4 separate regions of the Mus musculus genome follow, and all the other regions are linked to region 4. Evidence: chromatin loops called from intact Hi-C (ENCODE). Cell type or tissue: left cerebral cortex. All regions are shown on one strand. Region 1 overlaps Gnao1 (guanine nucleotide binding protein, alpha O). Region 2 overlaps Gm26843 (a long non-coding RNA gene). Region 3 holds the start of Gnao1 (guanine nucleotide binding protein, alpha O). Region 4 overlaps Gm26843 (a long non-coding RNA gene).

The links. A loop is a pair of places that touch in the nucleus more often than their neighbours do. Peaks named below come from ENCODE experiments on the same cell type or tissue, not always from the same donor. Only the 100,000 strongest peaks of a DNase experiment are listed, where the experiment ranks them.
Region 1: a loop joins it to region 4, with 2.3 times the contacts of the local background. A loop is called at or near these places in 2 of 42 quality-filtered maps.
Region 2: a loop joins it to region 4, with 2.3 times the contacts of the local background. A loop is called at or near these places in 2 of 42 quality-filtered maps.
Region 3: it touches region 4 in a loop (7-fold over the local background); 11 of 42 quality-filtered maps call a loop at or near these places.

The regions. Positions count from the first base shown.
Region 1 is chr8:93,948,501-93,956,500 of GRCm38, reverse strand. Gnao1 (guanine nucleotide binding protein, alpha O) reads right to left here. Exons shown (of 9, transcript NM_010308.3): 5 at 6,969-7,097; 6 at 6,070-6,199. Among named protein-coding and RNA genes, the nearest start is that of Amfr, 60 kb to the left of the region's middle. In left cerebral cortex, a CTCF peak has its summit at 3,775; DNase peaks (open chromatin) are centred at 718 and 3,793; H3K27ac peaks cover 435 bases.
Region 2 is chr8:93,720,759-93,728,758 of GRCm38, reverse strand. All of the region lies in intron 1 of Gm26843 (a long non-coding RNA gene), which reads left to right. Among named protein-coding and RNA genes, the nearest start is that of Gm30606, 4.8 kb to the right of the region's middle. In left cerebral cortex, no CTCF peak of the experiment used is centred here; a DNase peak (open chromatin) is centred at 3,540.
Region 3 is chr8:93,807,697-93,815,696 of GRCm38, reverse strand. Gnao1 (guanine nucleotide binding protein, alpha O) reads right to left here and starts at 4,859. Exons shown (of 9, transcript NM_010308.3): 1 at 4,244-4,859; 2 at 4,004-4,046. The coding sequence starts at 4,361. 4930488L21Rik (RIKEN cDNA 4930488L21 gene) reads left to right here and starts at 2,142. Exons shown (of 1, transcript NR_026888.1): 1 at 2,142-4,003. In left cerebral cortex, no CTCF peak of the experiment used is centred here; DNase peaks (open chromatin) are centred at 4,269, 5,069, 5,341, 7,678 and 6 more places; H3K4me3 peaks cover 5,313 bases; H3K27ac peaks cover 5,119 bases.
Region 4 is chr8:93,658,488-93,666,487 of GRCm38, reverse strand. All of the region lies in intron 3 of Gm26843 (a long non-coding RNA gene), which reads left to right. Among named protein-coding and RNA genes, the nearest start is that of Gm30606, 57 kb to the left of the region's middle. In left cerebral cortex, a CTCF peak has its summit at 4,562 (motif pointing left); a DNase peak (open chromatin) is centred at 4,553; H3K4me3 peaks cover 330 bases; H3K27ac peaks cover 372 bases.

The DNA.
Region 1 (8,000 bases), 290 kb before region 4:
CTGACCAGTGAGCAGCACCCAAGTGGCATGCCGTGGTCTCTGGCCTTGTGCTGTTCCACACCTCTGCCCAACCCTGTTCCCACGTGTCACGAGGCTGAAGTTGGGTGGGGTGGGGATGCTCAAAGGATGCCTCCTCCTGCCCCCAAGGCTAGCCTCCAGGTTTTCTTCAGTTAACAGGGCATCTGAGCAGTGACAGAGCTCTGGGTCCAGGGGAGGAGTGAGTGGCAGGCTGGGTAGGAGGCCAGGGCTCAGTAGAGTCCACAGCCCCGTAGGTTTTTGGCGATGATGACATCTGTCACGGCATCAAAGACGAATTGGATGTTGTTGGTGTCCGTGGCACAGGTGACATGGCTGTAGACTTCCTTGTGAGCTGACTTATTCTTACTCTCATACTGCCCTTGGATGTGAGCCACAGCTTCTGTGAAGGCACTGGGGCCTGCAAGATTAAACAGTAGGGGTCAGTGAGGGGAGGTGCCCAAGTCCTGGACTGGCCATTGTGTCATTGTGTGTCAGGCCAGCAGCCATGGAGCAGGTGCCAAAACCCTCCTCAGGACCACTAGCAAGCAACAGAGTAGGAAGCCTATGGGTGCAACTCCAGCAACAGTGGCTCATGCCAGCCAGCTGACGGTGGAGACTCAGAGCAGAGATCGCCTTAGGAAGCAGCAGTACGCACTATATTCCAGTGACTGGCTGTCCGAGGGTGAGGACTGTCTGGGAAGCTGTGTTCTTCTCACACTGCCTACTGACTCCAGATGCAAATTCTGTTTCACCATAAGCTGCAGGTGGGGGATGGATGCCTAGCTTTAAGCAGGTTTGCCTCTCTGTATGCTTGTGAGACTGCAGAGAGGGCAAGGACCCTCCTGACACTATGGATATGACAGGAGGATGTACTCTGCCTGACTATGAGGAGCTGTGGGCTTCTTCCCCTCTCCTTGACAACTGTCCTCTGTTTCCTTCGGACAACTGAGAGCTGACTTGCTCACAGTCTTCCAAGGTGTCCCTGCATTGATCTGCTTCCTTGGTAAGTCCAGGGAGAGGATGTTTGGGAGAAAGTGCTGGCTTGGAAGAAGAGAAGATGGGTAAGACTTCAACTTTGCATGGAAGCTCTCCCCTCACCGCCCCAGCTTCCAAGAATCTAGGGCTAGCATAGTCCACGCTAGGATCTCTTGCTAAGGAGGGAGCTGGACGAGGACTGGGGTTTGCGCCACGATGCAGAGCTGGGGTGACAAATCTGAAGGAGTCTCAGCCATCTCAGGCATGTGTGTAGGCCACAGGTCTGGCCCTGAGCATCTAACAGGCCATGCTATTTGTTAAATCAGGGCTGGAAGTTAGGCTGGTCTCTGTTCAGTTAGGGTCCCCTCCTGTCTTGATTCAAACTGATCTTGGTGACAGCACACAAGGGGAAGGGTCTCACAGGCTATCTTAAAGCTGGAGAAGAATCCGGCTGGTGAGGGGGGCTGAGCCCTGTTTTCCTCAGCTGAATGTTCTTGGGGTCCTTGCCTACTGACCTACTGGCCTGATTTTGAGAAGCGAGTGTAGAAAGGGCATGGGGTAGAATACTGTGCTGCTTGCCTGACCTCAGGCCCTGACCCACAGGCCCATGTTGCCAGGATCTGTGTCCTCCACGGCCTGGCCACCTGAGAACAGCTGACAAGGACTGGCTTGTCCTGGGCATACTACAGCCCACTTGATTGTGCTGCCAGTCTTGAAGCTCCCACAGGGTCCCTGGTCACTGATAGCTGGCCTCTTGTCCCTGTACTTTCTGCAGTATAGACAAGGGTCTGCTGCTTGCCAGAGTCTGTCCTAGCCAATGGGCTGTGTCAGTCTTGTGGTCACTTACGTGGGTGGTGCTGTTAGAATAGCTGTTTATCATTGTGATCGTAGTAGTGACATCAAATTGCAGTGATCACAGACTACATAGTTTGCATAGTCACGAGCATCTTTCACCCTTATGGCAAACCTGCAGGAGTTGGGGGAGATAGCCACATGATAGCCCCCATCTCATGGACAAAGAAACCAATCTGGAAAGGCTATGGCCTGCCTAGGCCACTCTCCAGGGGCTAAGTAGGGATAGACCCTGCTTGGCTACCTTACTCTAAGACCAGGTTGTCCCTTTGATGTTGTGGGTTCCCACTGTGCATGCGTGCTCTGCTTATAGCTGCCTCACTTGAGCTCCCTGGGTTTGTTAATATTACACAGGGGATGGAGATGTAACAAGCCGGGGGTCCAGGCCCTAGCTGCCTGGCTCTAGTACAGGCCTTTGGGGGTGGATTTTGCAGGGCACTCTGGATACACTCGAGCACAGCAAAGGCACCTGTTCCCCTAGCTGGCCCGTAGCCACAGTGGGCTGTGTGAGGCGAGGAGGGCTCTACCTGTGTATTCAGGAAAGCAGATGGTGAGTGGGGACTTCTTGATCTTCTCCTCAAATATGTCCTTCTTGTTGAGAAACAGGATAATAGATGTGTCTGTGAACCACTTGTTGTTGCAGATGCTGTCGAAGAGCTTCAGGGATTCGTGCATGCGGTTCTGCAACAGAGTGGAGATACAGGTGAGGGCTGGCCGTGCCCAGCACCCTGACCTACTGTGGCTAGGACACAGTGAGACAAGCAGAGGGATTGGACCACCAAGGCTCTTAGTGCATTACTGGGGACAGAGACAAACAGGACATGTCCCTGATTCATTCCACACACAGGCAGGTTTGGTTGGAGCCGGGGTGGGTCAGGAGTGCTGTCCCTTTCAGAGAGAGCCGGCCTGGGCAGGGTGGCGAGGACACCGCAGAGGCTGCAGTCCCTGGAGAGGACATGCACCATGCACGTAGAGGACAGGGGTGCAACCACCATCCAACATGTCTACACGAAATCGTGGGTCATGCAGACTTCTCTACTGGGGTCATTTTTGCCAGCGAGGTCAGGAGGGTGCACGCATTCAGTTGAACAACATTAACCGAGGAGCGAGGTCCTCGAATTAATCCCGAGTTGGAAGCAGATACCAGGGGGACAGCGTCTCGGGGGTGATGTTGCTGTGGCCTTGGTTGGTTGGGTGACTTTGTTGGATGAATGGGCTATGGCTGGGCTGAGGGAAGCTCTCTCTGAGAAAGCTGGGAGTTGGGGGCTGGCTTCTCAGAAGAGGGGCCAGGAGAGCCCCGAGAAGAAACTCAGCAAAATAGATTAAAACTGAAAGGAAGCTAAAAACTCAATGGCAAGCACAAGAGAAGAAAAAAGAGCAATCCTGAAAAATTGATCCAATCGGTCTCAGACCCAGGAAATCCAGGGCAGCTGTGCGAGGCACCCACAGGGGCAGGCGCTGTTCGGCTGGGAAAGAAGGGGACCTGTGTGTGGAGATCGGCCTCAGCTCACAAGCCAGCATGGAGCACAGGCCTGGGGCCGGCATTCACAGCAAAGTCACCCAGCGGGGCCCTGAGAACCTGCTGCTTTCAACTCTTAGCTCACGTTTGATCAGAGGGAGGCGCTTCATACCTGCCGGGCTTGGAGGGTCTCTCAGAATCTGCCCATGGTTTTGGCCTTGCTTTGGTAAGAAAAGGCCCTGCAGGCGCTCGTGGCAGGAGTGGTGGAGAAGCTGTGGCAGCCTGTGGCCTGGCTGGGTGGTGCCGAGAGCAGGTACGAGGACAAGATGAGCCCGTGGGGTCCCAGGGTGCAGCGGGCAGGGTGGCTGGTCCGGTGGTGGGCAGCCACTAGCTGCGGGGCCTTCCTGGCCTAGCTCCAGGAGCTGCCTCCAGACATCTTTGTCTTTCCACCTTTCCCCACAGGCCAGAGAGGGAAGTGCAGAGCTGGCTTCGGGGAAGGCTGAGGACTGGGTAATTGTTGCCTACATCTTGCCTCTCCAGGGAAGAGCATCCTTGTGCTACCACCTGTCCCCTGGCTACATCATCTGGATACGGGAGTAGAACTGCCTTTTACTGAGAGGTGTCTGTGCAGACAGCATTTCCAGCTCTTAGCCCATAAGGCAGTCTTACCACCATCGCCCCACAGCCCAGACTGAGAAAGGCGTGGCGATTATACACGGTCATACAGCTGGCAGAAGTGATGCCGGCCTCGGATTGGATCCGTCTGAATCCAAACTGTCCATCTCACACACATCTCCCCCACCCCGCCCCTTCCGACGACCGCTACTTCCACAGAAATGGTATTAGTTCATCACCACTACATCCAGGAGCTGCCGCTAGCAATTGGAAGGCAACCCTTGTTTCCTGGAGGCTTGGTGATCTTCCCTGCTGTCGGTGGCCAGCCTGGGGGAGGAGAATGCTGGGAGAGCTTGCTTCTGACTTTGGCTCATATGTGTTTCCTTCCCCAAGGTCCTTACCTCCATCCCTTGTGGAGGAAAGCAAGGAAAATGGGGAATGAGCTGGAGGCCGGGGAAGGGCTGAGAGAATAGTAAGGGCAGGATGAACATGGGAGGACAGAGCTTCAGGGCCAGTGAGAAGCCTACAGCGAGGCAGGTAGGGATGGACCCAACCTGGAGACCTTAGGCCATGAGGCTCGGTGTCCACTGGACATTTCCTTAGGTCTACTCTGTGCTCTGGGGATCACTGAGAGCCTGGCCTCAAGTCCCAGGCCTTGGCTCTGGCAGGGTAGGGCTCAAAGAAGAGGCCATGCTTCTGTGGGAAGGGTTTCCCACCCTCTGGCCTCCAGCTCCTTGACCTTGACTTGTTTTCAGTTCCATGTTGGCTGTAGCATCCACTTCCAGATGTGGCCAGGAGAAAAGGTAGGCCAAGAGCAAGAACACAATAGCTCTAGTGGCGCAGAAGTGGCCCATAGTTGTGGGGAGCGGACTGGGTCAGTCAATCAGAAGGATGTACTAACAGAGAGGATGTCACAGAGTCTGGGTTCAAGAGCTGTCGAGGGCATGTTTTCTGGCACCCCACACTGGGGCTTGGAACTAGACCACTGCCTGCCACAGCCACTGCGAGTGACAACGCTGAATCCCAGCTAGCATGTGATCAAAGTCCGGCCCACCCCTCCAACCAGCAGCTTGGCCCAGAGGCACTCAAGACGGCGGGTCCTCCTCTACCAGCAATGTTCCCTCACGGCACATATCCCAGAGCTCATTCACACCCTGCACACACACCAGCAGTGACTGGGCTGGTGAACAAATCGGACTCATAAGGAAGACAGGCCTTGTTCAAGACTACCCTGACCACAAACCCCTCCAGTGACCCTTGGTGCTGATCCCAAAGAATCATGGTGAGCCCACAGCCACAAGCCCCACTTTCAGAAGTAGGCTTGTCTCCCATGACCCAGTAGGACATGCTTGAGGCCTGGTCCCTTTCCAGGCTCTGTGAACAGGCCCACAGACTCGTAGACTTAAACTCCGAACGGGATAAGCTAAGTGGATGTGTCTGGCTCATGGCAATCACCAGTGATCACATACCTACAAGCTGGCCAATGCTAAGCCAGAAATGCTTCCATGATCAGCAGCCTGAGACAAGGCTGGCACTATTACCATCTGCCTTTCACATGACAGGAACCCAGGCAGAAAAGTCGCTGCCTGAATTTAGCAGTATACCAATGGGCAGCAGAGCCAGGATGAGGAAAAGGGGAAGACAGGCAAGGGCCCCCTCTCAAGTCAGGGGGCAGGTCTCAGACACTAAGTTTGGCAGAGAAAGCCCAAAGTCACACTTGACACTTACCAGTATGCTTCCAATCTTGGTGTCCTTCTTGGCCAGGCAGCCTCACACCTCTCCAGCTGGCCAGTACCCCGGAAAGGGCAGACAAGTGAACAAGTGAAACCCATCCTTTTAGTTGCGCGCATGCCCTTGCTTGGCTGCAGCCTGCCTTTGTAGGATTTGCTTTTTTTTTTTTTTTTTTCTGGTCTGACAGCTCTGTAACTCCATTGTTTACTAACAAGGTGCGTCCTAGCCAAGACCCCAACTCTGATATGTTATCTGTAGCGAATCTGTATATAAACTGCAGCAGGAAGCCCCCAGCTGCTTCTGCCGAACTGGCCTCCCTTGGCAATACAGAATAGGCAAGGGTGCCCAGCCTAGCCTGTCTGTGAGGCCCGAGGACTGTTGACTTGGTCTATAGCCAGCTTTCACTTGAGGTAACTCACCGTGGTTTCGTCCTCGTGGAGCACCTGGTCATAGCCGCTGAGTGCGACACAGAAGATGATGGCCGTGACATCCTCAAAGCAGTGGATCCACTTCTTGCGTTCAGATCGCTGGCCCCCGACGTCAAACAGCCTGCAGGGAGTCAGGGAAAGCTGTGAGGGCGGGGACGCCTAAGAGCTAGAGGTGAGAGTGAGGAACAGGCTGACAGATGAGCCACTGCCACCCTGGGGACTGCAGGCGGCTCTCATCCCCTGTGACACCTGTCCCAGGACTGATCTGTGTGCTCAAATAGACTGACTCAAAGCCCTGCCTCACCTCTCCGTCTCCTAGTTTCACCTGATATCAAGACACCAAACTTGGAAGTCAGAATGGGTCACCAGGCCTTAGTTAGCACATGAAGGTTACTCTTGAGAGACAATAACCTCCAGTAGAGTCCTGGAACCTGGCAGCACAGTTCAGGCCCTTGTTCTTAGGCCCTCAGAGCCTGCGTCTGGGGAACACCTGGTTTTCTTTTAGGCCTCGCCCTTTCCAGGTTCTCCAGCACGTGAGCAGGAGAGCTGCTCTCTCAGCCTCGCTAGCTTTGAGATTATAGTGAGCTCTAGTCTCCCAGGCATGGCTTGGGCGTACCCACCTGGTTGAGGCTTACTGCCATGTTCCCTTCCAGGGGGCTCTTAAGCAAGCCACCTGCTGCTTTTAGCCTTTGAACTTGGCAGAAACCAAGTACCCAGATGGGCTTCTTCAGGTATCTGTCTGACCAAATGAGAAAGGTCCTTAAGGCAAGACACTACCTGGCTATCCAGATAAAGTGAGGCAGGGCATGAACATTCCCTCGTCTCTCTGCCACATCCCCAGGCCCACCACCACAGGGCCCATCACCATGCCCTATCTCCTTAGGCCTCACCTGAAGTGGAGGTTCTTGAAGGTGAAGTGGGTTTCTACGATGCCAGTTGTTTTGACTCTGGTTCGGAGGATGTCCTGCTCAGTGGGCTGGTAGTCACCGGCTCCAATCCGATCCAGGCTGTCCAGGTAGCTGGGGATGACAACATACAAGAGTCCATGGACCCGGGCCCTGTTCTAGGCTCACTACCTTTAGAGTCTGATATCAGTCATAGCCTTTGCAAGGTTGACTGTGGTATCAATGGATGTGGGGACAAGCAAGAGAGAGCCTGAGGGTCTTAGACTCTCTAAGGTCCTCTTATTCAGACTCAAAGGAGCTGGGCACACAGACCCAGCAAATGAGACTACCAAGTTCACAGCACAGTGCTGTTATGCCTTCATTTAAAAATAATAATGGGCAATAATGGGTAGCATCTACTCTTTTGAGTATGTTCCCTTTTACAGTGTATGAATGTCTTATCTGCATGTATGTCTGTGCACCACACGCATGTGCACCACAGAGGCCAGAGAGGGTTCCAGATCCCCTGGAACTTGAGTCACACACAGTTGTGAGCTATTATGTAAGTGCTGGGAACTGAACCTGAGTCCTCTGGAAGAACAGCCAGTGCTCTTAACCACCCCTCCAGTCCTAGGTTCTATTCTTTACACGTATTCATGTTCCATCTTCACTTTCTCTGTGCCAAATGTACTGCTTCACACATTAAAAAATCTGAGGCTCAGTGCAGGACAGTCCCATGTCTCCAGAGTCTTCGTTCTTAGAGCTCTATGGTACTTTGAGAGGCTCTGCGCATCCACCTACCATCTGATACTTTCTTCTTTTTTACTAAGAGGTCTGTGTGCCTCTTCGCATTTGATGCTTTTGTAAGTGGGATGGGGGGTGTCTACCTCAGGCAAGCAGTGGTAGGACCTCCCTGGAACCTGGATGGTTGGGATCAGGGCTCTCCAAATGCTCTCAATGGAAGGCAGAGTGGGTGTCAAGGGAAGAAGCTGAGGCAGCAGAACAGGTCTGTGATACTGGGCCCACCTTAGAAGACCA
Region 2 (8,000 bases), 62 kb before region 4:
TTACCCGATCCCTGGGCTCCGTGCCTTCTTTAAACCTGACCATTTTGTGGGCGTCTGGCCTCCTTTGTGGCTGTTTGTTCTAGTTCATTTCTTACTCAACCAGTTCTATCTATTCCCTGCATCACCTCTCTGTATTGATACTTCCCTGTGAATGCCACTGGTTAATGGTGTCACATGTAGAAGAGGGGGGTTGTGCACTTTACAAGGACCCTTGACAGAGAAGGAAGGTAGGATTTTAAATCCAGCCAAGGTTGTATGTTCTGCTGAGGGACTATCTGCGTGGAAGAAAGTACCTTTCCACAGTTTAAAATAAATAAATAAAACCCAAAAATCTGTGGAAAAGGTTGATACAATTGTATTGATACACGTGATTTTGCCTTGTGTTTTCTGGCAAGTATAAGCATCTCATAGATGTATGCTTTGATATGTTAGTGGATAGTTCACTCTCAGTAAAGCACGCCTATTTTAAATCAGCCAGAGAATGCAATAGAAGCCCTTTGAGGATAGCTCATCTTCCCCTGTCAGTCCTGTGCACCTAGGAGGTCTTTAACAACTGAAAGATACATCCTCAGATGAGTGATGGTTCCTGATATAACTGTAAACGGTAAGAAAACAGCAATGTCATTTCCCTTTTAAAGTCCTTGGTACCCATCCCTGCTTCTCAGGTGGAGGAAGTGCTAAGAGACGCTGGCCGATTCCCTCTCAGCTTGAGGCTAGATTTTGGGTGAGGGAAGAAGACATTCTTATCTATTTCTAGAGCCTTACCATGCTGGGACTTCATGACAGGTCAGAAAACCAGGCCTGGACCTTGCTGAACAGCAAGGTTGTAGTCTAGTTTTGAGGGCATCAGGGGGAAAGCTGATGTCTTTGGCTCAAGTCTTGAAGGATCATCAGTGGGGAAGACATTGGCCATAATGGCTCAAAGGAGCATTAGCAGAACAAGAAGAGGTCCAGAGAGAGCCGTGAGGTCACTATGAGGCCCCAGACATCTGCTTTCCCTGTTGGAGAAAGGCACAGGTAGAACTGTCCGAGAGAGAGGGGACTTCAGCTGGTGATATGAAGCAATCTTGCTCATGGCTCTGCTGAGGTCCATGTGCAGATGCAGAATTCATGTCTCTGTCTCCAACCAGTGCAACAACCTGGAAGCCTCGAAGGTTTTCTAAATCCGCCCTGTCCCAAACTGATGTCAGGATACTTGCACGAAAATCTCACTAATGATGTTGCGCCTTTCCATCTGGCAAACTCTAGTTTGGTAAATTAATTTTCTTGCTTTCAGGTTTACGTTTTCATCTCTTTCCTGGAATGGATGCGTTTCCCTCCATAGTGGCCCTCTGTCTCCTCCCCTGGCTCTTTAGCCTTTTCGCTTTAGAGCAGCTGGAATGATTGTTTGAAAATGTAATTGTGTTGTATGCTCCCATGGCCAGCACTCCCAAACCTCTTAATGCCCTTCCCATTTCTCTTAGGATCAAAACTTAAGTCCTTAGCATAGACTCTATACTTTTCATGGTCTGGATCCTTGTAACTCCCTTAGCTCCCTGGAGGACCAGATTCTCTCATATAGTTCCAGTCAGAGAGTCTTGAGTGGCCCCTGTCTACTCTCAAGCCAAAGGCAGAGAACTTCCTCAGCTTGGAGTGCTCTTCTGTGGCTTGGCAACTCTACCGCCAGCCAGCCTGCTTTGCCTAATTTGTCACTTCCAGTTTTTCAGATATTAGTCCAAATATCACTTCTCTTCCCCTTTGGTTGAGCTAGTCTCAGCCTTCTGCTTTATACATATGCCAAAGTACAATTCCATAAACAATTATCATAGTTTACATAAACACATCAGACATCGATTTTGTGTCTATCTGATGGATGGCTTTTTCTGGAAGCTTAAGAGTTTTGGGATGCTGGCTGAGCTTGCTCTCCAATACATTTCCATGACCGTCTTAGTGCCCGATACACCTTAGGCTAAGTTAAACCTGTATTGAATGAATGGATGCAGGAAGGTTGTTCTGGAATGGAAAGTCTACCCTGTGGTGCCACACGGTAAGCAAGTTGGGAGGAAGAAACCAGAGGTGAGGTTGGGAATTGGCTTGGCTGAGTTAGAACCCTCTAGGGAAAGATATACTGTGTAATGACAAGGGCTGGACCAGCCAAGAGGTGAGCTCTAAAGCAATAGCTCTGAGAAAAGTATGCTGGGGTGTGGAGAAAATAAGCATCTTGGGGGCTGGGACGCAAAACAGGGGGCGTCTGACGGACACAACCTGAGCTGACAATCCGAGGGAGACATGGAGAAGCAGGATGAATGCGTTTAGAATTTGTTTTTTTTTCAATTTCCCTTTGCTCCCTTAGCAGAGGCATTCATTTATCAGTGGACATTGTAGAGTTTAGATGTTTCAGTCTTCCTGACCTGACCACTGCCCACGGGGAAGAGCTCGAGGTGGGCAATGAACACCGGGATGCAATCACGAGTCTGTGTCACTTTCTCCTCTCCTGGGAATATGCGGTTTGTGCAAGGTTGGAAGGTGTGTGAGTCTGAGCTGCTCCGACAAAGTAGCACACAGCAGGTGACTTAGGAAGAGCAGGAATGCATTCCTCACAGATTTAGGGGCTACCAAACCTGAGATGGTGGAGCCAGCCTGCCTGGGTTCTGGTGATGGCTCTGCTGTGTTGAGACAGTGGAGAGACTTTAGAGCCTTCCATGGCAGAAAGCACAGGCTGGCTCTGGGCCTCTTTCTAAGAGTATTAAGCTCATCCATGAGGCTCTGCTCCTGTGACCCAATTGCCCCCTAAAGGCCCTGCCTCCAAATCACACTGAAAACTTCATTTCAGCATAGGAATTCAGAGGGAACAAGACATTCCCCACCCACAGCACAGGACCATGATAAGCCTAGCTGTCCTGAGCAGATAGATGGTGGGTTGTCATGTGAGGGCACATGGGATTCAGGGGCATTTCTTGGGGGCTGGGCAGTTCTTCTCTTTATTTACTTCCTTGGTCAGGAATGTCCATGATGGCACATCTTAATAGAGACATCTCAGGTGTCCTATAGAGGAGGGTTTGGAGAGGAGGATAATGTGGAGGGCAAACATGGATGAATTAAACAGATACTCGCCTCTCCTTGGGTTTAGGGTCACATCCTATTTTGCTGTTCTTTGGTTATTACAGTCTGAGTCACAATGCTGACTCTAGGGTGGGATGTGTACAGCGTGGAACTGGAGGCTGCTAAACTTTAGCCTTTTTGCAATTTTTTTCCCCAAACTGATGTAACATCCTCTTCTAGAATGTCACTGGTATAATAATACTGCCGAGTTAGTGTTTATGGCTAATGTGTCTTATGTCATCTGACATTTGGAGACTACAAGTAGGCATGCTATATTTGGCTGAGCAAGTCGAATGTCGCCCAGTTTCAGCCAGCACTGTTCACACAGGCATGGAGTTCCATGGAGTTGTGCAAAAGTTGGCAACCTGTCCCATAAAGTGTGCTCAACAGGACCAAGTCTCGTTTTGCTGGCTCATAATGGTGCAACGCCTCGTTCAATATAGTGGAACGAGGAAACGCTGGCACTGCCTCCAGGGCCCCGCTTCCAAATCTAAATCCTGTCGTAATTCTGCTGCAGTCCTGGCTGTTCAGTGATTGAGTAAGTAAGCGAGCAGGGTTGAAGCAAAGCTTCCATTTAGGATCTAAGTGGCGCGCACACACGGCGGTGATTTATGCTGAACTCTCTCTGAGTCCCAGCAGCAGGAACCAGCTGCCCAAATTTCTAGTTCATTTGCCTGCCAGGGTGAGCTCCAGATGATGTGGCCTTGGGTATTTTTCTCCTACTTCCTAAGTCCCTTTCCTCTGCCAGGCTTATGCCTTCCCTGATTGTCATAGTCTATTAGAGCCTCTCTTTCAGCCACTGCTAGGTCACCCTATTCTACAAGATGTTCACTAATAAATGATATTGCAATTTCTAAGAATAAAAGGTATCATGTTATTATATAATATATGCTATAAATAATAGAAGATAAAACAAATCGGTCAATAGCTTTGGTGGAACTCCTGGCTGGGTTGGTGAAGTGTGAATTTTGATGTTCTTTACATGGGGAACCAAAAAGAGCCTTAGAAATCACAGAGCACATATGAATGGGTAAGAGACCCCGAGAGTTAGTGGAATTGCTAAGGGGTGACACCTATGACCACCTATGATCTTTCTGTAATGACATGTTCCCACTAGCCATTTTAAGTTGAGGTCTCCCCTGGCAGCCCTTTCACCTCAATGACCCTGCATTTTGACGACATATGTCCCATTCATGTTGGGAGGGAAGGAGGGCATCGTCAAAGGGCAGAGGGAGTCAGTACAGCAGTGTCCCAGCCCCTGATAAGATCCTCAGTCACTTCTTTTAAATGCCATTATGAAATGCAGTCTGTACAGAGCTCAGGGCCTCTTCCCATCAGACTAATGCAACTGGGGTGGAGGGTGGGGCAGGGGCTGGCTGCCTGGCAATCTCTCAGAGCCCAGGAAAGGGATTATGTTAGCTCAGTGGGCCTCATCACCATAATAAAATGGAAGCCTGTGCTTAGCGACTCATCAAGGCTCCCCATTTAGGCGATTACCCCATTTCCAATCCCATTTCTAGAGAAAAGAGGATTGCTAGACACTTCCGCCACCCCATCGTCACCCTACTCAGGCAAAGCTATGTTTTCGATTGCGGGTGGTCTCATAAGGTCCACTTTGAAGGTAAGCACACAACAGGCTGGGTGTTGACCTCTTTGTCTTCCAGAGCTGGCAGACCACAGCAGGATAGCTGTCCCCTGAGAGCTTGGGGAAGAGAGGAAACAGCCCAGCAAGGGCCCTGGACCAGCTGGCTGGTGTCACTAATTTCCTGCAAGAGACTCGGCCCACGTCACTCTTCTTTCTCCCTTCTGAGTTCTCTCAGGTGTTACTAAAAATAAGTCCTGGAACACTTGAGCTGTGCTGAGCTAAACTCAGCTTCTTAGCCTCATCTCCATGGACCCCAGCTATAAAGCAGCCTCCCCTAAATGGAACAAGACAGGGAGGAGATGCCCCTTAGCCATAAGGGTCCACCTTCCACACTTCTCTTTCTGGGCAGACAAGCCTTTGGGGGTCTGTCTCAGAGACCTCTGGTGCTCACTTAGTCTAGACTTTTCTTCCTCCTCCTCCTCCTCCTCCTCCTCCTCCTCCTCCTCTTCTTCTTCTTCTTCTTCCTCCTCCTCCTCCTCCTCCTCCTCCTCCTTCTTCCTTCTTTCTTCTTTTTTTCTGGATAAATACTTCTTTTTTTCTGTTCTCCTCTTATTTTTATTAGATATTTTCTTTATTTACATTTCAAATGTTATCCCATTTCCTGGTTTCCCCTCCAAACACTCCTACCCCCACCCCCGCCCCCTGCTCACCAACCCACCCACTCCTGCTTCCTGGCTGTGGATTCCCCTACATGTGGGCATAGAGCCTTCACAGGACCAAGGGCCTCTCCTCCCATTGATGACCGACAAGGCCACCCTCTGCTACACGTGGAGCTGGAGCCATGAGTTCCACCATGTGTACTCTTTGGTTGATGGTTTAGTCCCAGGGAGCTCTGGAGGTACTGGTTAGTTCATACTGTTGTCCCTCCTATGGGGCTGCAAACCCCTTCAGCTCCTTGGGTCCTTTCTCTAGCTCCTCCATTGGGGACCTTGTGCTCAGTCCAATGGTGGGCTGCAAGCATCCATCTCTGTATTTGTCAGGCACTGGTAGAGACTCTCAGGAGAAAGGTATAACAGACTTCTGTCAGCAAGCACTTGTTGGCATCCACAATACTGTCTGGGTTTGGTGACTATGTATGGGATGGATCCCCAGGTGAGGTAGTCTCTGGATGGTCATTCCATCAGTCTCTGCTCTACACTTTGTCTTGGTAACTCCTTCCATGGGTATCTTCCATGGGTATCTAAGAAGGACCAAAGTATCCATACTTTGGTCTTCCTTCTTCTTGAGTTTCATGTGGTTTGTGAATTGTATCTTGGGTATCCCATGCTTCTGGGCTAATATCCACTTATCAGTGAGGGCATACCATGTGTATTCTTTTGTGATTGCGTTACCTCATTCAGGATGATATTTTCTAGTTCCATCCATTTGCCTACGAATTTCATGAATTCACTGTTTTTAATAGCTGAGTAGTCCAGACTTCTAACTAGCTTTGTAAGCTGAATTCTGACATGCCAACAGATTGCTGAGACAGAACAGAGGCAAAAAGAGAGTGTTAGAAAGTACTGGAAGAGACCAAGAAGGTCACATTCATGGGATAAACGTGAATGTGGTCTCACTCCCAGGAAGATGCTGAGTGGTTCCTGAGGACCCTTCTAGTGCCTGTGTGTCTTTAGTTTAACAGTGACAACCAGGACCCCAGAGGAGGGGCAAGGAGACCTCCGTGGGTCTCTTGGCCTCATCTTACTGAGGCCTCTCTAGCAAGGGCCACCTTTTTCTTGGGAAGGCTTTGAGTTTGGATAGTTAGGAGCACTTGATTGCCTTTGGTGGAGTCCTCTGGGCTTATTGTCTGGTTTCGACCCTCCTTTGTTCATTGCCAGCAAGTATGAATTCTTGGGGATGTTTCTAGAAAGAGGAAAGCATAGAGATTTAACAGGTAGACAGGCCTGTGTCCAGATCCTAGCTGCCCACTAAGCTGGCTGGAGGATTCGAAAACGATCATTGCACCTCAGTCTCCTCCCCTGCCCATCAACCTCAGAGGACGTACATTATTTTCTTTCCTAGCTATGATCCTCCTTACTGACCTAAGTGTTCTCAGGGTGAATTTCTTCCCAGGTAGAGTCTCCACTATACCCAGTAAAGCGTGTATTTCATATCAGCTGTGGGTACTTTTTTACTACAACCATGTTTCAAGTACTTCGTGGGATTTACTTACCCTCTAGCTCCGCTGCCACCACCAAAGTCATTGGGTTTGACTGAATAACCTACTCATTAAAATAAACTTTGATCTGGGGTTCATCATACATTTACAGGAAATGCAAAATGATATGAAGAGTTGCCGTACCCCACACCCTGATCTCCCCATTACTCTCTTGCTTTTTGAATGGATATTGAGATAATTATCACTAAGTAGTGTGTCCATTGTTCCCCTGACATCATGTTCTGTTCTGGATCCCATCCAGGACCCCACAACCCAATTGTCCTGTCTCCCTAGGCTCCTCTCAGCTGTGACGTGTGTCTCAGATGTTCCTCATTTCTGATGACCTTGCAGCTTTGGGGTGTACTGGTCAAGATGCTTTATAGAGCAGCCCTTATTTTGGGTCTGATGATTTTCTGTGGAGTAAGTTGGGAGATGAAGAGGCAAAGCTTCTTATTCTTATCCTGCATAGTCAGGGTGGGTACCACCCACGGGAATGATCATTTCCCACGCTGAGCTTGACAATTCGGTCTGGACAGTTTATCAGATCTAGCTTCCTGGATGTTTGGGGGGGGTTTGGCCAACTAAGGAAACTCTATTCCTTTTATCACTCATTTTTTGACCAGGCCCCCTGTTCCGTGCTGCAGACTTCTTTCTGTTTTTCTCGACTATGGACCGTTCCTCTGATGAAACAAATTCCGCTGGCTGTCCTGCTGCTGTCCCTCGCAGATATTCTCTCTTCCTCAGATGTCCCACACCATTGAGTCCTATCTGCACGTCTCCTTTACCTGGCACACTTCTCAGCCGTGCTTTGAGAGTCCGTCCACTTCCAACTTCCTTGGAGGAAATTCTTTCGTCTTTAGCCTCCCAGGACCAGGTGGTGGCCCCAGGCTGTCAGTGCTGGTCATCTTGTGGGTATGCTCTGTCAACTACCTGTACAATCCCAAGCCACTCGTGACGTATGACCCTGGAACTCAGAAACGTATGAGTGAATGGATGACTGTGCCAGATTATCCAGGTAAAGCCTCCAGTGTGGAGCCTGTTCGTAAACAACAGATGCTCAGGAAATGCTTCTCTCTGAATGCAGGAAAACAATCTTCCTCAGGTCTGAGCATCGGCATTGACTCCATACTTACATGG
Region 3 (8,000 bases), 150 kb before region 4:
ACAGTGCCACGTCCAAGCATCTGTCACCCAGTGTTCAGAACTGGGAGGTCAGTTAAAGTGACACTATTGATTCTATGCATCATAAAATATAATTCTAAGACATTTCTTTGCAAGGGTTCAAAAATCCAATAAAACTTATACTCGCCTTAAAATTTTTATTAGTCTGTGTAAAAGCATCCCTAATTACTGAAACAATGATGAGGGTATATCCCACGTGAGGTCACAGGCCCCAAACACAAGCAAAGTGCCACGCAGAGGAAAGGAGCCACCCCTACTCATAGGACGTGTGAAGCTGCACTTGCACTACTTCAATCACCACCGTTCGTGTCTTGGAACTTAAATGTTGTATATTGCATGACAGAGACCTTCCAGACACTAATCCACAAATGCACACGAGAGAGAGAGAGAGAGAGAGAGAGAGAGAGAGAGAGAGAGAGAGAGAGAGAGAGAGAGAATATGAAGGTAAAGGCGGTGCCAGCAAGATAGCTCAGAGGATAAAGGCACTTTGTCACAAGGCTGGCAATTTGAGTTTGATCTCCGAACCCATGCAAAGGTAGAAGGAAGAACAGACTCCATGGAGTTGTCCTTTACACACACACACACACACACACACCCCAAAAGATTTTAAACACTTGAGAATTAGGCTTCTGAAAATTGATGCAAACTCCCCCTTATTGCATTGTGCAGAAAAATTCCAAAGGTTTGAGTGTGTAACGGCCCTGGGCTGATGAGGGTAATAACGCCCTGTTCTAGGCAGTGTCTCTGCCTGCCAGTCCCTAACGGCTTCACTAGCTGCTACAGGCATATTCTGATTCCTCCTCATAAGCAGCACCGCAACCTGGACGAGGACACAAGCCGACTGAAGCAGCTCCTTGCCTTCTGAAAACGCTGATGACAAAGGATCTGATAACATTCGGATAGCAATATTCCTCCTCTCAACCCAAAGGAAGGGGCTGTGCTACTAGGCCCAATCCCTGGCTCCTCACAGGGTGTCACCAACGGCAGACTCTCTAACCATCTAATTTCATCTGCCTAGGTGAAACAACACAGCATCTGAATTAACTTACACATATGGCCTGACGGGCTCGTCACCAATCATATTGCACAGGGAAACAGGAAATTGCTTTCTGCAAATGCTACCGAGGCTTTCTGGGCTGGCCCCACCCAGAAAGTACAATCTTCCCCGGCTACAAATGACTCTCACTCAAGTGGTGATCTCAAAACCCATCTCTGGAAGTGAGGACTCCAAAGAATCTGTCACCGGGATACAGTGACACCAACCTCACATTTTGTGGTTAATAAAACAAGTCCTGCATTCGGCTTGGCACAAGTCCCTGATCTGATTTATTTCAGGCTCAGCTCATAGGAAAAACTGCCATTCATGAATGCTTCAGGAGGGCAGGTCAGCTGGGTTTTTTGTGGCACAACTGGCGTGCTCACACCCATTTCTGGTGGACATTCTGATCAAACCTAGCCGATTTCCTAAAGAGATCTGGCACGTTTTGTTCTTAAAGGGAAACAAACAAACAAAAAAAAAATCAATTACAAAAAAAAAATCTCAGTTTTGACAGGCAGTTTTCACAGAAAAGGTGTTTGTGGGAATAGAGAAAGGAAGAAATGCAGGAAAAGAGAAAAATGTTCTGATTTCCGATTAAATAGAATCAAACATCGGACACTTCACCCCATCTTCCTCAGTGCAACCCAATATAAGTCAGACGCACAGGACTTTCCTCAGAATGTCTCCTCAGTCTTCCTTTAAGATTTCGTGCCCCAGGACTTAATCAGGAATTTCCATTCTAAAGTGGCACACGGATCTCCTCAGAGAGCTAAGCTTTCTTTGAATAAAAAAGGCAAGTTGCCCTTTTGGGGACTCGATACGTATTTTTAAACCTCTTATTAAATCAACCTAATTTATGAGGCATGTTCAGGAAGAGCAGGTAGCAAGCTGCTTTGGTGGATGCAAAGTTTCTTTGCCATCCCCTCCCACACCCCCAATTCCACCTCCTTTGCCCTCCTCCTGCCGAGGGTTTCCGAATGTCTTCGGGGCCTTTCCGAAGCCGCCGAAGCCGCTCGGCCCTCTCCGCTTGGACCCCGACTGTGCTCCGAACACTGTCGAGATCCTCCGAGCCCCGCTCCCAGGTCAGGCCGAGCGGAGCCGAACACCGCCGAGCCAAGCTCAGCCCCATCGACTTTTCCAGCCTCGGCTGGGCGCTGTCCACCACTTACAACGCCTGAAACCTCACCCTGGCTCAGGAGGCCGAGGCTTCTACCGGACTCCCGGCCTGCCACAGTGGATTACAGACTTGTGAAGTTTCGAAACCTGCCCCTAAGGAGAAAGAGGTGGCGCGGTTTGCATTTCCCGACACGCGAGGGCTCCAGGCAGATGCAACATGCACCTTGTTGCAAAGAGCAATTCCCCAGGCCCCGCCTCCCCATCCATTTGGACTGCACAAGCCCCAGAGAAACCCCAGGCCAAATTACTGGTGGCTCAGAAGGGTGAGGCTAGCCGAAGGGGCCTGTGAGAAGAAAGCCCCCGGGAGCTCTCGAACGCAAATAAGAACATGCCAAGCAGATGGGAGAAACTGTCTCCTAGTCGCTGCTCCCTACCATCATGGCGCCGCCTGGAACTCGCTTGTCATGCCTGTTACACATGCAAGAATTTTTGCTTCTTGGTTTTGAAACCACAAGCACGATTTGTCTCCCACCCACCTTCCCTCGAAAGGGGCTTTTATTTTCCATTGTTTTCCTACGGGATGCAATTACTTCGGCTATTCTGTCAAGTTGAAAAATAATCATTTTTGTTTACAGCACAGCAACCTCTAATTAGGAGCTGTGTGTGCACGAAGGTGTCACAGCAAAGCGACATGGAATCCTCGCTAAACGGTCCTAACGAACTCCTCCGTCCCGAACTGACAGGCCAACGGAAACAGGGCCAGGAGGCCCGGAAGGCACGCACCCGTTCCCTGCCGGCCACCCCTCCCCAGGCAGAGCTGCCTGGAGGCTCACCGGGAACCGTGGAGTGGATGGGGCAAGAAGCAAGCCAGAGAGGAGGAAGGACGGGCGAGGCTCCTAAGTGGGGAAATGTGGAAAGGAAGGAATATCCCATTTTGTTTTAATTTTCAACCATCACTCAAATCCACCCCCAGTTAATTAGGAGGGGAAACTGATATCTAAGGCAGAAAGGGGGCGGTGGCAAGTAGGGCCTGAAATCCGCATTGAAGGTAGAATACAGAGTGTAAATACAACGATAAAGGCTACACAGTGACTGGAACCTGCGGGTGTCAGAAGAGCAAAGGCTGGAGGGCCAGGGAGGAGAGGGGCTGGAGGGCAGATGAAACTGGCTTTTAGCCCCACAGACCCTCCCACCTCTGCCTTGGATAAGGCTGTGTCTGTCACATCCGCTTGGAAACCCATCCTTTCTCCCCAGTGCACGCCCCCTCCCCTAACCCTTGCTCGCTTTGGGGGGGGGGGTCGTCTAAGCCACAGCCACCAGGAATTCAGCACCAAACTCGTGAACAGCAAACACTTGATCCTCCACCCCAATCTGCTAGGGCTGGGTCCCCTCCATGTTTTAGTCAAGTTCAAAATCACTGCCTCAAGAGAAGCAGGGGGAAGTGGGATTCGAGGGGTGGGGTGGAGGAGGAGGGGAAAGAAGATGAGGCAGAGACAGAAATGGAGGCAGTGAAACACGAAATACTCCACGAGCAAGAGTTATGATCATAAGCACGCCAATAGTGTGATGTTCTGATCAATATGGCGGACACTGTCATTCATACAACTAGAGGCGCTCTCATTCCCTCCCCGCAAACACCGACCCCAGGAGTTGGGGTGGGGGACCCAGAACCAACGTAGGGAGTGGGGGAGGGGAGGCAACCTCGGGTTTCTTCTGTGTGTGCGCGAATTAAAAACCAGGCCTGGAGAGCAAATATGGGTGAGCAAGATAATAAAAACGATATAAATTATTCTTAATAAAAGTACAAATCCCAATGACACAGGGACTTACTTCATCTGCTTCACAATGGTGCTTTTTCCTGATTCTCCAGCCCCTGTTGGGACACACAGAGGGGGGGAAACTGGTGAGTGTCAGCTCATGGAAATGGGAAGGGGGCTTCAAGGCATGCACAGGGTGGGCGCTCCTGGGCACAAGGTGTTGCCAACTCAGGGACCAGATTTCCCAGGGCGCAAGTCGGGTTGGGAACTGTGGCGGGGGTCGAGGGGCGGGGGTGGCTACCCAGGTCCTTACCCAGCAGGAGTAATTTCACGTCTTTGGCGGCGCTGATGCCATCTTCTTTGAGGTTTTTCTCAATCGCCTTGCTCCGCTCGAGGGCGGCTCTCTCCTCTGCGCTCAGCGTACATCCCATGGTGGCCCCTTCCCTGCCACAGCCCGCACGACTAGGCTGGCACGACTCCCCGGGTCGGCGCGCCCCCCACCCCCCCACAGAGCAGAGCCTGGGCTCAAAGGGGAGAAAATCACGATATCCTCTCCTTGGCTGGGAACAAAATTGTCGAAAGACCAGAATCCCCCCAAAAGGACAGCCTCTATTAAGATTCCAGCGGCGAAGATTAGCGGCGGCTGGCTGGGGTCTGGGGGTGTCGAGGTGAGGGTAGCCGGGGTCTGGGGCTCCGGAGCCGAGAGAGGAGGCGCCCGCGGGCCCGGGAGGCGCGGGTTGCAGGCACCGAGGCTAGTGCACGACCCAAAATAAATAAAATAGGAGTCGAGGCTGGATCCGCAGCCGGAGCCGGCGGAGGGTGGGGTGGGGGGCAGGGTGGGTCCTTCTGCCGCGGCTGCCGGAGGCGGAGGAGGAGGAGGCGGAGGCGGAGAAGGTGGAGGCGGCGGTGGCGCGGGGTGTGGAGGGAGTGAGTTAGGGGGTGCCGCTAGTGCATGTGCATCGCCGCTCCTCGGCCGTCGATGCGTCCGCGGCGCCTTCTCCGACCCCCGCGCGCGGGGCAGGGCTGGGCAGAGGGCCGGGCCGGGGGTGGGGGGTGCAGCTCTCTCTAGCGGGAGGCGGCGTCGCCGGGGCCCAGAACTCGCATCGCTCGGCGGAGCGGACAGGAGACGGGGAGAGCGCGAGGGAGCCGCGGCCAGCGGGGAGCGCGAGAAGAGGCGGGCAGGGAGGGCAGGGCACGCGCGCGCGCGCCGGGGCGGGCGGGGAGGGGGGGGGCGAGGCGAGCGCAGCTCTCGAGTGCGCCTGGTCCTGCGCAGCGCTCCGCCAGCCGCCCGCTGACGTCAGCAGGGCCGCGCGCCGGGGGCCCCGGGGACGGCGCGGGCGGGGGCGGCGCGCATGCCCGCGGGACGCGTCAGACAAGCGGGCGCGCGCGCGCGGCGCCGCCCACTCTCGGGTCCCCCTCCCCCCGCGGCTCCCGGAGCGTGCCGGGCTGGGGAGGGCGGGGCCTGGGGCCGGGCGCGCGCCTGCGCCCCACCCCGCCCCACCCCGGCGGGTCTCGCGCGCCCGGCCCGCCTCCTGTCAACCCCAGCGCGGCGGTCAGGTGGTCCCCAGCCCTGGGCCTGAGCCTCCAGCTTCCTGGTCCCTCGGGCTCTGGGTCGTGTCTCCGGCAGATCGCCTTACCGATTGTTCTCCTTCGCGGCTGGAGGTGTAGCCCCTAGTCGAGCTATGGTGCCTCCGCAGATGTGAGGAGGTAGTGGGTCAGGATAAACCCGCTCACTCCATAATAACGCGCTGGGGCTCAGTGACGGATTTGGGTCCGCATTTATTGAGCATCTAGTGTCTAGAGACTGGGCTAGTAGAGAGGAAAGTAGCAGGCAGAGAAGAGGCAAGGCCTGCTCCGCAGGAGTTTTTGCCTCCCTTAGCCAATGTGAGCCTTACCGCGAGATGCCCACAACCTCTGTCGCTAGAGATGGTTACCATCCTAGGATGGCTTGATGCCAAAGGCCCAGGGACAGTCTTTCATGAAAGCCTCTAGCAAATACTTGTTCCCTTAAATTTTTCTCTATATGATGAATCGATGGCCTCCCTTGGTTCTTGAATTCTTGTATCCCCAGAACATAATCCGGTAAAAATGAATTCTTCATAGGTTTGTGATAAGAGATTTTTTTTCTTCCTTTCATCTTAAAATAACAAACTACTAGAAGAAATACACCCTTCATATCTTCTCAGATAGTCAGAAACCAGGGTCAGTTATTCAGCAAACAGCGAACCCAGCACTGGGGAAAACAGTAGACAGTTGCCAAAGATCGGTCATGTTCTGGGTGGTCTCAGAGCCTGAAGACATTAATTCTTACTGCACAAAATAGTTTTACAATCAGTTCCACCAGTCAGCCCCAGGGGCCTTCCTAGATGGAGGAGCCAACAGGCAAGACTGCCCAGGATAAAGACAGGCAAGGGGCCAGTGGAAAACACTTTCTTTTTTCGTAACAGTTGGGCATTTCTGTGACTCTGAAAGTAAACTTGTTTGCTTCATTTCAGCAATGGAGAGAAAATCCTATTTTGGAAATGTCACTCAGCATAAAAATATATTTGCAAGGGGGAAAAGGGGCAATTAAGACCCACTCAGAAGAAAATATTTTTTCTCCTGCATGTTTTTTTTTCATAAGTTTGGTGTTTCCCAATGTATGTTTGTCTCATTCGACAAATGTCTGTGTCAAAAGTATATGTAATATAATTGGAATATTTAAATTTGAGTCATACCTACCTATTCTAGGAAACCGACAAAAAATTCTATAGATTTATTTTATACAGCACATAAATAATCCCTCCTCTATTTTCTTTCCTCTTTGTGTTGGGTGGGGAAACTATTAGAAGATGAATCTGGTTTGGCTTAAAAATCAAGTATCATTAAACTTGTCCTTCCAGATCGAAAACAGAGATCTCAGGTGCCCAATATTCTATAGACCTTGCTTCCTGCAGAGGTTGCTGGGGACAGTTGCCTAGATCTACTGTGAACCAGATTCAGAAAAAAATTTCACTGCCATTTGTACAAGACTGCATTTGATGGACCGAAGGTAAGGATCACCGTTTCACTCTGCCCTGGGACAGGGCGGTGGCGGTGGCGGTGGTGGTGGTGGTGGTGGCGGTGGTGGTGGTGGCGGTGGCAATACCCTAGTAAATATATTTAGTGTTCTTTCATATCAAGTGATTTTCAAGTGAAGGCCTTATGTTCCTGGTGGCATTCTGGTTGTGTATGGGAAGATGCAGCCATCCTTGACTTTTAAGTGCCTGGCCTTCCTCCTTGCTATCAGTCCTGATATGGCAGACGTATAAGCCTCTGTGTTTTGAGTTTTTCTTCGTTCCCCCAGTACTTGACCTACTGACTATGTATGTAAGATTATGTTCCAGCACTGTGGAGGTATTTCAGATTTGCCTACTCTGTTTTCCTCTTCTTCCTTCTTCTTCTTCCGTCTTCTTCTTCCTTCTTCTTCTTTTCTTCTTCTTCTTCTTCTTCTTCTTCTTCTTCTTCTTCTTCTTCTTCTTCTTCTTCTTCTTCTTCTTCTTCTTCCTCCTTCTCCTTCTCCTTTTCTCCTTCTCCTTCTCCTTCTCCTTCTCCTTCTTCTCCTCCTTTTCCCTCTTCTTCTCCTTTTTCTGGGTCACTTTGCATCATTATGGCTGAGTTCCATAAAAGACTAATAATAATTCACTTCATCTGTATAGTGCTTTACAGCTTACGGAGCACTTTTACAAAAATTCCCCCATGTGATCCTCCCACATAAACCTCAGTTAGGTACTAGTGTGGGAAGCATCATGGATGAGTGGAAAGAGCCTAGACCAGGAAGACAGATTGATAAGAGAAAACTTCTGAGATGTCCTACATTTGATTACAAAGGGCCAGGGGACATGAGAGAAGAGAAATGATATAGGATGTTATTTGGGTAGCAAGCTACAGGCTCCCAAAAGACCATTTTTCTGTTCTTGAATGTACATTAAAAAGCTTCATTCAATGCTGCTCTGACTGCCTAGGCACCAGTCTATGCCCCTTGCATCATTAACCAACCCAGAAGTCCTGCCTTTTTCTCTTTGATCTCCCATCACAAAGGCTTCATTGCT
Region 4 (8,000 bases):
GACTATGGCTGTTAGTCTTTGACAGGACCCTACTGTCCCGAGCTTTATGAGTGAGAAAGGAGGTAGTTGCCAATCTGAACACACCAGTCAAGAGTAACAGAAGAGAAGGAAGGATTTTCTATGCATCCGAACTGAGGATAACTTTCAGAGCTGAATTTAAAACTACACATGGAAATGAATGTTTCTTATATAGAGAGGAGGAGCTAGCTACTAAATCCTTTGATAACAAAAAGTTATGATGTTTCCTCTATCCATGATGGCCTGTGGCCTAGCTGTGTTGTGTGTGGATCCTGAACTCCATATGAGAGTGTGTGAGTAGGCCATGACCAATAACTCCTGAAAAGCCATCCATGTATGACTCATATCCAAATCCAGGCAAGGCAGATACATACCCATGTTTCTGGCATTTGCCTGCCTTTCTGTGTCACTTACCCATCTTTCCGCAGTGCCATGACTTCAGAGATGCTGGATTGGAAGGGATTCCATGACATCACTGAGGTCTCAGGCAGGACAGTCAAATGAAGAGTGCCATGAGGAAATGAATGACTCCTTAACATTGACTCCAGGGCCAGTAAGATGCACAGAATAGTGAACCTTCATGAGATTCTTCCATATTTAACTCGAAACAGCTGCCTGTGATTTCTGAATGCCAATGAGATGGCTGAGTTGGTTAAAGAACCCATCATACAACCCTGAAGGCCTGAGTCCAATGCCTGGAACACATGGTATGAGGGGAAAACTGGCTTTTGAAAGTTGTCCTCTGATTCTACACACACTGTGGCATATACGTACCTGTACACATGCATGCTTGCACGTGTACAAACAAACACACACACACATAAAGGCACACTCACACACACTAGCTATTACTACTAATAAATAAGATAAGATAAGATAAGATAAAATAAAATAAAATAAAATAAAATAAAATAAAATAAAATAAAATTTGTCAGATTCCTAAATACTAGCCTGAATCATGGCAGCAGTTGGCTTATTCGGGAAACTTGAAAATGTAGGTTCTTTGGCTCTGGGATTTCTGACTTAGAAAGTCTGGAGCACAGCTGAAGAATCTAAGTTTTTATTTAAGTTCTCTCCAAGTAATTCTCCCAGAAAGCCGGGCCTGTGATGCTCTCAGTCAGGGCTCGTTGCTGGCTGCATCTCAGCTGTGCTTCCAGAAGCTGATTCCATGCATCTGGGTAGAAGGTTCCAGAGAGTTGGAGGCTTTTCTCTTCTTCTTTTCTCTTCTCCTCTCTGATTTCTCTCCTCCTCTTCTTTTTCCTCCTCTTCCTCTTCTTCTTCCTTTTCCTCCTCCTCCTCCTCTTCCTTCTTTTTGAGACAGGGTTTCTCTGTGTAGCCCTCACTGTCCTGGTACTTCTCATAGACCAGGCTGGCCTTGAACTCAGAAATTCACCTGCCTATGCCTCCCAAGTGCAGAAATTAAAGGTGTGAGCCACCATCATGCATTTTTAAAGTTTTATTTATTTTTAAGTTTGTCTATAATCATGTAGTATGTATTGTGCATATTCAGCATTACAGGCGGCCAGTGAATCTAGGTGTAGCCGTAGTAGAGAACCAGAAAACCAAACCAAACCAAACAAGACTGAAAACCTGACAGTCAACTACTCCTTTCCTCAGTAAAGGCAGTGATGCCATGAACACCTGCAGCTATGACAACCTGATACTGAGCATCCTTGCCATCAGGGGCCCAGAGGTCATTCGACCCAGAGGGTCCTCAACATTTAGTTGTTTCAGAGCAGATCATTGCAAAAGATCCTTTAGGACTGACAAAATTGCTGTTTGTTTGTTCGTTTATTCACGTATTTATTGCCAACTTTTTATTTTGCTAAGTTAAGGCACTGAAAACAAAATACAACCCAGGCACCATTTATCTGCACCATTGTGTAACTTGTTTTAAATGATAACAAGCTGGAGGGATGGCTCAGAAGTAAGAGCACGTGTTCTGCTTGGAAGGATCGAGGCTCAGTTTTCAGCACCCATGTGGCCTCACAGCCACCTGTGACTCATTCCGGAGGATCTGACACCCTCTTCTGGACTTTGAGGTCACTAGGCACATATGTGGTACATATACATGTATGTTAGCAAAATGAACATTTTTCATTTCATACACATGAAATGAAAATAGATCTTTAAACAAAGGTTTTGCATTTTATATACAGAACAGACCTGAAATAAAGCCAAGGGTAGTTATTATGGTGAGAGTATTGGCTTAAGAGGAGTTTGCTTCACAGCCTTAATCTTGCTTCATTAAATTCTAGTTACACAGTAGTCAGCGTCCAAGGCAAGGTCAAAAGCAATTGAGCCTTGGAGAAGGGAATGTCTTTGGCTCTGGTTATTGAGTTAGCAGAGCTGAGACCAGAATCTATTCTAAGGATGTCTGCTCATATTGCTATATAATGCTCTGGTGACAGACCTGGCACCCCTGTTCTTCCCAGCTAACATGTATGGATCAGAGCCACTGGGAATGGCTGCCAGTACCCTAGCCGAGGTCAAGCTTACTTAGAATGGCCACCGTGGTAATCCCCAGACCAATGGCTCTGTTAGGTGGAATCATCTTTAGGCAGGCATTGCTGTGTATACCTGTAGACTCCCGACTTGAGAGTTGAGGCAGCAGGATGGTGACCTCAAGGGCAGCCTGGGCCACATAGTAAGGCCTTGCCTAACAACAAACAAAGAGGTAAAAATCTAGAACTTCTAGCAACAATGGAATATGGAGTCCTATTGTGTGGGTAGAGGGGAACTGTAGTTGTACCATATAGGAGTGTATCCCTGTTCTGTCCCACTAGGACACTGTACTTTGAACATTAAAAAAAAAAAAAAAAAACCTGTAAAGGGTTAATTTTCTGATTATCCCCTGTGAAGTCCAAGTGTCTTCCCTTACCATGTTGTTAATTTTAATAAGTCAACGGATTGGCCAATTCTCTTGGAAAGGGTTCCATTGAGGAGAGTTTACATAATTCTCTTGGAGAGGGAAGAAAACAGACTTTCAGATGCATTATCAATAAGTAGGGCATTTGAGCCCCGAGATAGAATGTGGACAAGATGTGCAGAGCTTTTGGGTGCAGATGCTCAAGTCAATGCGTAAAGGAGGTGGGGCAGCCATGGTTTTGGCAGTGAGTGTTTCCTCAGGACCAGTGTGGGACTTTTGAAGGGCAGGGCCTACATCCAACTTGAATCTCAAGTCTACCCAAAATGGTCAGATCCCCTACTGGAGGTAAAGAACAGCCAGGAAGCAAACACAGGAAGGCACACACTCTACTCCTCTGCTGAAGGGCAGGGCCATGACCTAGTGTTTCCTAGCACAGGACTGGCCCTTATAGATAGTAACACCTAATTTGTTGAGACAAAGTGTCTTTTAGGGACCCAAAGGCATTCCCCTACATTGCAATCAAGTGGAGATCTGGAGTAAACCAGGGCAGTTTTGTGGGGGCGGGGTTGAGGAGCCTGGGAGTGGTCAGGAGGGACTGTCTGCCACGAAGCCATTGGATAGCTGCCCTGAAAATGGGTCGTGAAGGTGCCCTGGATGGGGAGGAGAAACACAGAGCAGAAATGTCATCAACCTCATAATTTGGCTGTTTCCCTAGCCCATCCCTCTTAAACCTATTTCCTGCAGCCAAACTGCAGGTTTAATATCCCAGCTGTAGATCCCTCTGGACACTCTGGCTCCTTTGGGATCCTACCTACCAGAGGTAAAAAAGACCGAAGGAATCCAGTTTCCTTTCAAGTCATCATCCGACTTCATTTTTGACCTGTTTCCTCATTCTAATTTAGTCAAATAAACCCACATACCTTAAAACGGTGCCCTGGACCACCGAGGTGCCATTACTCATTTAAGCACTGGCTGAAGAAAGGAAAGAAGCGAGCTCTTAGCTCTGCCAAGTTCCTACCCTGCAGCACCTCGGTCTCACTGGACTAGAAGTGGGACAGGACACCCCCCCCCCCCCTGCCTGTCGCTGAATGACGAAGGAGGCTGAGAAACCCACAGCCACAGAGGCTAAAGTATGAACAGAATGCTGAGGCCAGAGTCCATGTTTTCTTTTGGGGAGGGAGGAGTTAGAGGCAACTGGAGCACATGGTTAAAAGCAACAAGCCCCAAGCATCATCAGCCGGTGTCAGAGTTGGGCCTAGAACAGAATACTTCACTGAATCACACTGACTCTCCAAGTGCCTGGTGAAATGGACTCATGGCCCCCTAACTTTAAGCAACAGTCTTATTTTGGAGAAACAGGAAGTGGTCAATTTAGATGCTAAATGGTATAAGTAATTCATGGGGATTACGTTGGACAACGCTTGCTATTATGTTGCGTCTGCATGAGAGAGCCAACAGCGACTCTATTAACAATAATATATGGCGGCATGTGCCTCCCCGCGTCTCCATGCCTGTGTGCGTAAATATTTAAATTGGGGTGAAGGGATCACGGCGTCTGGGGAGAAGGAGGACGGGCAGGAGGGCTCAGCTCAGATCCAGGCTCCTGAGCTCTGAACACACCCAGCAGAACCTCCCCTCCGCGCTAGGTATGGGTCGAGATGAGCTCACCACTGCCCTCTGCTGTACGGAGGTGAATCTGCTCCTTGGCAGCTTCCCCTTGGCCAGGGTGGAGGTGGGTACTGAGTAAAAAGCTGCACACCAGCTGATCTGTGTCTCTTGAGGTCACACCCCGCCCCCTCCCCGACATCTTTGACATTCTTAGCGGCAGGCTAGGTAGGGCAGGAGCACCTGGTGCTCCGGGGCTCAATTGTGAGTAAAGTCAGCCATTGCCCCGCCCCCCCCCCCCCCCCCCCAGGCCCAGTCTGAAGAGGCTGAAAGTTCTGGCAATTCTATCTTTTATCTTTCTGGCTTTACTGGGGGGTCAAAGCTCAGAATATCAGAATGCTTCTTAAAGGTAAAGCTCCCTCTTGCCTTGGGCTAGTTCTCATTTGTAGGCACAGAGATTTGGGAGAAGAAGCCAGAAGACTACTTTCCTGAAAGAGGTCGTGTCCCCCCCAACCCCCCCCCCCCCGCGCGCGCCTTGCAGGATTTGTTGGCTGAATTCCCATGAGTCACCTCACATGATCTTTATAAACCTGTGTGTTACGTAGAATGGTAATTATTCTCATTTAAGAGATGGGGAAGGGAAGGCCTGGCAAGTTTGTTGCCTTTTGATTGATTTGGAGGTGATTCGCTAAGACAGAAAATGTTCCTCCGGTTGGAATGAAATTCATCAGGCGTTAGATGAAAACAAATTAAACTTCAAAGTAGCAACAAACAAGGCATTCAGTAATTAACTGGGTGATACGAGGGCAAAGCTTATTGCAGTTCCTTGAGTCTCATTCCCGATATCTCGGAGGCCCCAGCTTATGGCTGACTCTGAGATCTAAGATATGTCTCTTTTTAATGGGGTCACCAGGGAGCCTCATGGCAGAGACTTACTTAACTAACATTTTTCTTTATATGATAAAAATGTTTATGAATTTTTGGTCTCAAGTTTAAAATAAGCTATCCTAATCTATAAAGTTAGGGCAACAGTTATTGCTGCTTCCATTTTGATGCTGCTGAAGTTGAATTCAGAAGAGCCACCCGACCTTCGGCAATAGGTGTCCGCTTTGGTGTTCCTTCTGTGTCAGGCTTTCTGTTAGCCCAGGGAATACAGTAGTGGCCAAAGCACATCTGGTTTTGGTGCCCAGGAAGCGCATAGCCAAGCAGGGAAGAGAGACACACAGAACACTGCCCATTTGAGTATATAGAGACTGTATCCTGTGTCGAGTGCCACGGACTGGGACCAGGCACTGTGGACTCTAAGGGCGGGGCTTTGTCTAGCCAAGGCTTCAAGAGACACTTGCCTGGAATCCACAGGCTTTGCGGAGTTGGCCTAGCACCAGGTGCAGAGTAGTCAGGGCAGAGAGGTATTGTGAAGGTCCCGAAGAAATGAGTTGTTTGGGACATTCAGTGACCCAAGAAACCCAATATAGCTGGAGTATAGAGAACAAAGAGAGAATGGCCCAAGGTGTGGTTGGTGGGATCTGCATGGCAGAAGTTAATTTTTTAGCCGAAAAAATACAGCTTGTTAAGGCACAGTGGAGATTAAAACAGTCCGTATTTTTTTTTCCTTCGGGAGTTGCTATTTCTTCTCCCACTTTGCTACTCTGTTTTCAAACGCTGGTTGTTCAGGACCATAGCTCCTCCCATCCCAGGCTCTGCTCGGGCTGTGCTCCCCACAGCGCAATGGCTTCCACCTGCAGCCCCAGGTAAAAACGCTACTAACTCCTTCATAGACACACACATTTTAACGGATGAGGTCAATGAGGCAGATGATGCCAGCAAGTGGTGGGGTCTTCACACACTGAAGCATGCCCCTCTGCCCCCCACGCGCCATGTTCAAGCCCAGCACTGTCTGACAGAAAAGCCTACACTGGGACAGTACTCTGACCTCACTGTCTAATAGAATAGCGACTAGTCATACCTAGCTGCTGTAATCTGGAACTGGAGATTTTCAGTTAATTTTAACTTAAACTTACATAGTGCTGTGGTTTGAACGTGATTTGTCCTCCATGGGTTCCTGTGCCTGAACCCTTGGTCCCTAGGTGGTGGTGCAAGTTTGAAAAGGTGAACCCTTTAAGAGGTAGAGCCTCTCTGGTGGCAGTCCATCACTAGGGGTGGGCCTTGAGGCGTTACAGATTAGACCCACTTCCTATACATTCTCTGCCTCATGTTTCTGCCACCTTGTCTCCACTTCCACGATGGATTGTATCCCTTCTCTAAACCCAAATAGCCCCTTCCTCTTTTAATGTGCTTTTGGTCGGGCATTTGGTCAGTGAGGAGAAAAGAAGCCAATACACACAGCCCTCGTAGCTAGTAGGGAAGCACAGTGGGTAGCACAGCCCATGCTATTTCTTTGCATCACGGAATATGGACCCAAGACTGCCAGGTATTTTCAAGAGAAGCAAAAAAAAAAAAAAAAAAAAAAAAAAAAAAAAAAAAAAATCACTGAATTCTAAGTTGAAATTTTCTAATTTAAAAGTACTGGCAACAATTCAAAGTTTCAATATACACAGTGGTTACTTATGCCTTTAGGAAGATAGAATAGATACATTCTTATATTCTTTACATTCTTTAAATGCACATATATATGTATATATGTACATGTATGCATATCTATGCATATATGGGGATGTGGTGCTTTGTAGAATATATATGTACATATATGTATGTTTATATATACATATAGTACACACATTCATGTATATACACATATGTACACATATTCATGTTTATATACAAATATGTAATAGAAGATGATTCTGAACAGTGGAAATAAGAAAGCAAGATTTTAGAACCTGTTATGGTCTGGATCATAAATGCCCCCACTGGCTTATAAGCCTACACCTCAGTCTTTGGCCTTTAGCACTATTGGGAGTGATGGAAACTTTAGGAGGTGGGGTCTAGTACAAGGCAAGGAAGTCAGGGTACCAGGCAGGCTCTTAAAGTGAGGTATAAGGGACTTTGGCCCTTTCCTCCTCTCTCTGCTTTTTTCCTAGCTACCAAGGATGAACAGTTTTGCTTTAACCCATGATGATCCTCCCTACTTGCTCAAAACAAGACAGCCAAGTGACTTTGAAGTCATGAACCGAAATAAAACCTCCTTCCTTTCGATCTGTTCATCTCAGACACAATGTCAAGGCAATAGAAATCTAGGGGCCACGGGATCCAGGATAAGACCCGGGGATGAGCTCGCTAGGTTTTCTTCTTATGTCACATATTCTAGGTGGGAAACCAAAGAGCACACCAGAAACCCCAACAGGCATGGAAAAGCTGAGTCCCAATGGAAGCTTTCTCTTTCTGGCCAAACACTGGGAAGGGAAACTATCCCTCGGCACAAGCAGCTTTCAGACAGAATAACTCAAGTCAAATATTATGAAAAACTGTGTAGCTCCTCTCCCACCCATGCTAGGGAAGGGCCAGGCTTTCGTCCACAGAGGCAGCAGCAGCTCTGCTTAGACCTCAT